Linked DNA regions of Homo sapiens: region 1 is linked to region 2. Evidence: read pairs that join two places in POLR2A ChIA-PET (ENCODE). Cell type or tissue: Panc1. All regions are shown on one strand. Links, peaks and the distances in the headings refer to the core of each region. The heading gives the core; the rest is flanking DNA. Region 1 overlaps TUBD1 (tubulin delta 1). Region 2 overlaps VMP1 (vacuole membrane protein 1).

Evidence for each region. Peaks named below come from ENCODE experiments on the same cell type or tissue, not always from the same donor. Only the 100,000 strongest peaks of a DNase experiment are listed, where the experiment ranks them.
Region 1: POLR2A ChIA-PET joins it to region 2 with 13 read pairs; 11 of 35 experiments call an interaction of 5 or more read pairs at or near these places.

What each region holds. Positions count from the first base shown.
Region 1 is chr17:59,871,326-59,874,250 of GRCh38, reverse strand. All of the region lies in intron 6 of TUBD1 (tubulin delta 1), which reads left to right. Among named protein-coding and RNA genes, the nearest start is that of TUBD1, 20 kb to the left of the region's middle. In Panc1, for the core only: no CTCF peak of the experiment used is centred there; no DNase peak of the experiment used is centred there; H3K27ac peaks cover 234 bases.
Region 2 is chr17:59,769,447-59,772,371 of GRCh38, reverse strand. All of the region lies in intron 6 of VMP1 (vacuole membrane protein 1), which reads right to left. Among named protein-coding and RNA genes, the nearest start is that of VMP1, 63 kb to the right of the region's middle. In Panc1, for the core only: no CTCF peak of the experiment used is centred there; no DNase peak of the experiment used is centred there; H3K27ac peaks cover 2,500 bases.

The DNA of each region.
Region 1 (2,925 bases), core at 104-2,603, 100 kb before region 2:
CTTAAATCCATACATTGCACTGTATTTAAATTATATCTCAATTTTTTTTTTTTTTTTTTTTTGAGACTGAGTCTTGCTCTGTCGCCCAGGCTGGAGTGCAGTGGCGTGATCTCAGCTCACTGCAACCTCCGCCTCCCGGGTTCACACCATTCTCCTGCCTCAGCCTGCCGAGTAGCTGGGACTACAGGCGCCTGCCACCACGCCCGGCTAATTTTTTGTATTTTTAGTAGAGACGGGGTTTCACCGTGTTAGCCAGGATGGTCTCAATCTCCTGACCTCGTGATCCACCCGTCTTGGCCTCCCAAAGTGCTGGGATTACAAGAGTGAGCCACCGTGCCCGGCCAATTATATCTCAGTATTTTATTTTTTATTTATTTTATTTTTTTGAGATGGAATCTCGCTCTGTCACCCAGGCTGGAGTGCAGTGGCGCGATCTCGGCTCACTGCAACCTCTGCCTCCCGGATTCAAGCAGTTCTTCTGCCTCAGCCTCCCAAGGAGCTGGGATTACAGGCGTGTGCTACCATGCCTGGCTAATTTTTTTGTATTTTTAGTAGAGATGAGGTTTCACCATATTGGCCAGGCTGGTCTCGAACTCCTGACCTTGTGATCCACCCACCTCGACCTCCCAAAGTGCTGGGATTACAGGTATGAGCCACTGCGCCCGGCCTATATCTCAGTTTTTTAAAAGGTCAAGTAATGGGCCAGGTATGGTGGCTCATACCTATAATCCTAGCACTTTGGGAGGCCAAGGCAGGAGAAGCGCTTGAGCCCAGGAGTTCGAGACCAGTCTGGGCAACATGGCAAAACCCCATCTCTACAAGAAATATAAAAAATTATCTGGACATGGTGACATGGGCCTGTATTCCCAGCAACTTAGGAGGCTGAGGTGGGAGGATCACCTGAGCCCAGGAGGTCAAGGCTGCAGTGAGCTGTGATCACACAACTGCACTTCAGCCTGGGTGACAGAGTGAGACCCTTTCTCAAAAAAAAAACAACAACAAAAAACAACTTAAGTAATGTCTGGTATGAATTTATGACAAGGAAAAACAGCAATCCTACACCTCCCCATTACACAGATGAAACTACTTTCAACGTCTAGCTATTTCATCTACAATTTGCCTCCATAGTTATAAATGTCTTACTTATATTGTTATCTCTTGCATTCCTAGTGTGAAAATTGAGAATTGGCCTGGGCGCAGTAGCTCACGCCTGTAATCCCAGCACTTTGGGAGGTTGAGGTGGGTGGATCACCTGAGGTCAGGAGTTCGAGACCAGCCTGGGCAACATGGCGAAACCCCTTCTTTACTAAAAAATACAAAAAAATTAGCCGGGCGTGGTGGCAGTCGCCTGTAATTCCTGGGAAGCTGAGGCAGGAGAATTGCTTGAACCCGGGAGGCAGAGGTTACAGTGAGCTATGATAGTGCCATTGCATTCCAGCCTGGGTGATAACAGTGAAACTCCATCTCAAAAAAAAAAAAAATTGAGAATTGAATCATCTTACACCCCCTCTACACACACAGACACACACACACACACACACACACACACACACACATTCCCATTTTCATATATATACTGACACATGTGCACACTCACACACATACTCACACATACAAACACAATTACCTTCATTCTTCTAACATACTTGGGAGTTAGATCAGTTTTCAATGTTTGTACTACTTTTGCTATCTAAATATTATTCAGAGTAGAGCCTTGTGTACATAGATTATATTTTTTTGTGTGTACAGTTTATTTTTCCCTCCTGGAGTTGTTAATCATTATATTTATTCAGTTGATATTTTCTGTACCTATTACCAACTTATCCTGAAACTTTTCTGTAAAAAAATGAATCCCTTCTCAGATGTGATGGCTCACACCTGTAATCTCAGCACTTTGGGAGGCTAAGGCAGGAGGATCGCTTGAGGCCAGAAGTTCAAAACTAGCTTGAGCAACAAAGCAAGACCCCATCTCTAAAAAAATAATTTAAAAAAATTAGCTGGCCCGGCAGGGTGGCTCACGCCTGTGAGCCAGCACTTTGGGAGGCCGAGGCGGACAAGTTCAGAAGATCGAGACCATCCTGGCTAACACGGATGTAGTAGAAACCCCATCTCTACTAAAAATACAAAAAATTAGCGAGGCGTGATGGCACACACTTGTAATCCCAGCTACCCAAGAGGCTGAGGCAGGAGAGTGGCTTGAACTCAGGAGGCAGAGGTTGCAGCGAGCTGAGATCACACCCCTGCTCTCCAGCCTGGGCAACAGAGCGAGACTCTGTCTCAAAAAAAAAAATGCTGGGCATAGTGGTATGCACCTGTAGTCCTAGCTACTTGGGAGGGTGAGGCAGGAGAATCCCTTGAACCAAGGGATTTGAGTTTAAAATGAGCTGTGATCATGCCACTGCACTCCAGCCTGGGCAACAGAGCAAAACCCTGTCTCAAAAATAAAAAAAAAGAATTCTTTCTTAATATGTTTAAACCCATCAGGTAAGTGATTACTTCCATTATCTGCCTAGAGACATCTTCTGGAAGGCATTTATCTTCCCATTCCATTCTGGACTGACTGCTCTCTAGGCTTGATAAGCAGCCAGCCCTGGCATCTCTGCTTGCCTCATCCTGATTTATATCTGTACCTCCTAGATTTCAAATCTGCTTTCTTGATTTATTCCCTCATATTGATGGACCATACCTTTCAGGAGCTCCCTAAGAGAGTACAAGGAAATTAAAATGTTTGAGGCTACAAATATCTTCATTCTGGCCGGGTGCAGTGGCTCACACCTGTAATCCCAGCACTTTGGGAGGCCAAGGCAGGTGAAACATGAGGTCAGAGATCGAGACCATCCTTGCTAACATGGTGAAACCCCGTCTCTACTAAAAATACAAAAAATTAGCCAGGCATGGTGGCGGGCGCCTGTAGTCCCAGCTACT
Region 2 (2,925 bases), core at 139-2,638:
TTTGTATTCACAATGGGTGGAACCAACAATTTCCACGTGTAACTACATTATCCATACTTGAAACAAGAATTTTGAAAAAGAGTCCAGGCACAGTGGCTCACGCCTGGAATCCCAGCACTTTGGGAGGCCGAGGTGGGTGAACTGCCTGAGCTCAGGAGTTTGAGACCAGCCTCGGCAACATGGCGAAACCCCAACTCTACTAAAATACAAAAAATTAGCTGGGCATGGTGGTGCGTGACTGTAGTCCCAGCTACCTGGGAGGCTGAGGCATGAGAACTGCTTGAACCTGGGAGGTAGAGGTTGCAGCAAGCTTATGGGTGACAAAGCGAGACTCTATCTCCAAAAAAAAAGAAAAAAGAGAAAAAGAATACTTAACTGCCAAAAGATTAAGCCTACATTTAGTCAAAAAACAGACAGAGAAGGCAGGAGAGACATATATACATGGATATAGGCAAAAACCAAATCATATATATTGCTAAATAAGAAAAGTTGGTCAGACGTCATGGCTCGCACCTATCATCCCAGAACTTTGGGAGGCTGAGGCAGGTGTATTGCTTATGTACATGAGCTCAAGAACAGCCTGGGCAACATAATGAGGCTGTCTCTACAAAAAATTATGCACTTGTGGTCCCAGTTACTTGGGAGGCTGAGGTAGGAGGATCACCTGGGCCCAGGAGGTCAAGGCTGCCATGAGCTGTGATCATGCTACTACACTCCAGCTTGGGTGACAGGTGAGACTCTGTCTCAAAAAAAAAAAAAAAAAAACCAAAAAAACCAAAAAACACTGTAATGTTGGCCAACTTTGGAGGATGCTAGAGAACCAACTTATTATTTTAAAAACTGGTATAATAAAGATCAAGTATTTATCTTTTTCTGATATAAACTATATCTCGGGGTAACTAAATTAGTGACAAGGAAAAGTTTTCCTTCATCAAAGTATTATTTCAGACCCAGTACAGTGGCTCATGCCTGTAATCCCAGCAGTTTAAAACCGGCCTGGGCAACACAGCAAAACCCTGCCTCTACAAAAAATTAGCTTGGCATGGTAGCTTGTGCCTTTAGTCCCAGCTATTCAGGAGGCTGAGGTGGGAGGATTGTTTAAGCCTGGGAGGTCAAGGCTGCAGTGAGCTGTGATTGTGCCACTGCACTCCAGCCTGGTGACAGAGTGAGACCCTGTCTCCAGTTAATAATTCAAAAAAAAAAAAGGTGTAATGTAACTGGGATACTAATATTTTATAACCTCTAATAAAATAATGGACATATATAATAAAAAATCATCCATGGTGCTAATATCACAAAAAGGAAGGACAAACAGACATTGTATCTCGTGATAGAAATACACAAGGCTATGGAGTGTATTCCTATTTACAAAAAAAAAAAACACAATTTATCAACTCAAAGGAAACACAAGGAACAGAGCAACATGCTTAAATTATACTAATTAGAATTTAGTCAGTAAAATTCAGACCATGGGAAATTATTTAACAGTTTCTTCAGCATAAATGTGAAAAGAAATAAAATCCCAGCACTTTGGGAGACTGAGGCAGGAGGATCACTAGGTAAGGAGTTTGAGACCAGTCTGACCAACATTGTGAAACCCCATGTCTACTAAAAATACAAAAAATTAGCCGGGTATGGTGGTGTGCGCCTATAATCCCAGCTACTCGGGAGGCTGAGGCAGGAGAATTGTGGGAATACGAGAGGAGGTTGCAGTGAAATGAGATTGTGCCATTGCACTCCAGCCTGGGTGACAGTGCAAGATCCCACCTCAGAAAAAAAAAAAAAGAAATAAACGTAATCAGAAAAATTTGAACACTAATTGGATAATGAATTTTAAGAGACTACTACAGTTTCTTTTAGGTGTGATAATGCATTTTAGGCCCCAAGGCTGATATATTTACAGATGATGTGTATTATGATATCTGGGATCAGCTTCAAGATAATTGAGAAGAGAATGAGAAAGGGTATAGATACAACAATATAAACTATTAGTTAATACTAGCTGAACTTGAGTGAGAGTATATTAAATTCATTTTATAATTCTCTGCACCTTTGGAAAATCTTCCATAGAAAAAAGTAGGACAGAAAGTGTAACATCTTACTCAAAACATGAACTTCTCCTAAGTTCAAATGTTAAGTCAAATGTTCAACAGTTCTTAAAGCAATCATGTGATTGAAGCTCATGACAAATTTCCTAAAAGTTAAGAAGGAAGTAACATAATGGACTGAAATGAAATCAAGGGCTGTATACTGTCTTATACGTAGTTGACTATATTTACTGTTATATTTTAGTTTAATTCTCCTAGTGTTTTCCCATATTAGCAAGAAACAATGGGAATCATGAGTCAGTACTCTCTTATTATGCAAATAAATAACAAGGGAATTTAGTCATCCAGGCAGGTGTCCCAAAACACATTATACCCTAGACACAGACATTTATTTATCTCAAATTAGATACTGAAGTCTCATCATTTCATAATCCTTACAATTTTATGATTCTCTATAAAATTCAAATATATATTTGTATAAGATACAAAATTCTTTACATTTGTTTATATTCAAAACAAAACATAAATTGTGGAACACTGAAAACTGTCAGCCTAAGTTTAATTAAGGAGAGAGAATGACTGGCTTCCTTACTGCAAAATAAGTGGTATGTACAGTCAAGCAATAATTCAGAAAGCTCTCCTCCAAACCATCTACTACATACAAATTTATTACCCTTAAATCCTTCTTAAACTAGAGAAGAGTTTAATATGCACAAAATATGCAAACCAACTGATAACACAGCATCTTCTTGGAGTGCTAATTTTATTCAAAGATTCATTCAAAGATTTATTCAAAGACAAAAATTCTGAATTTGTACTTTTAAAAAGTTTTGTCAGGTGAGGTAGGGAAAAAACATTTTGTCAAGTGAACTCACAA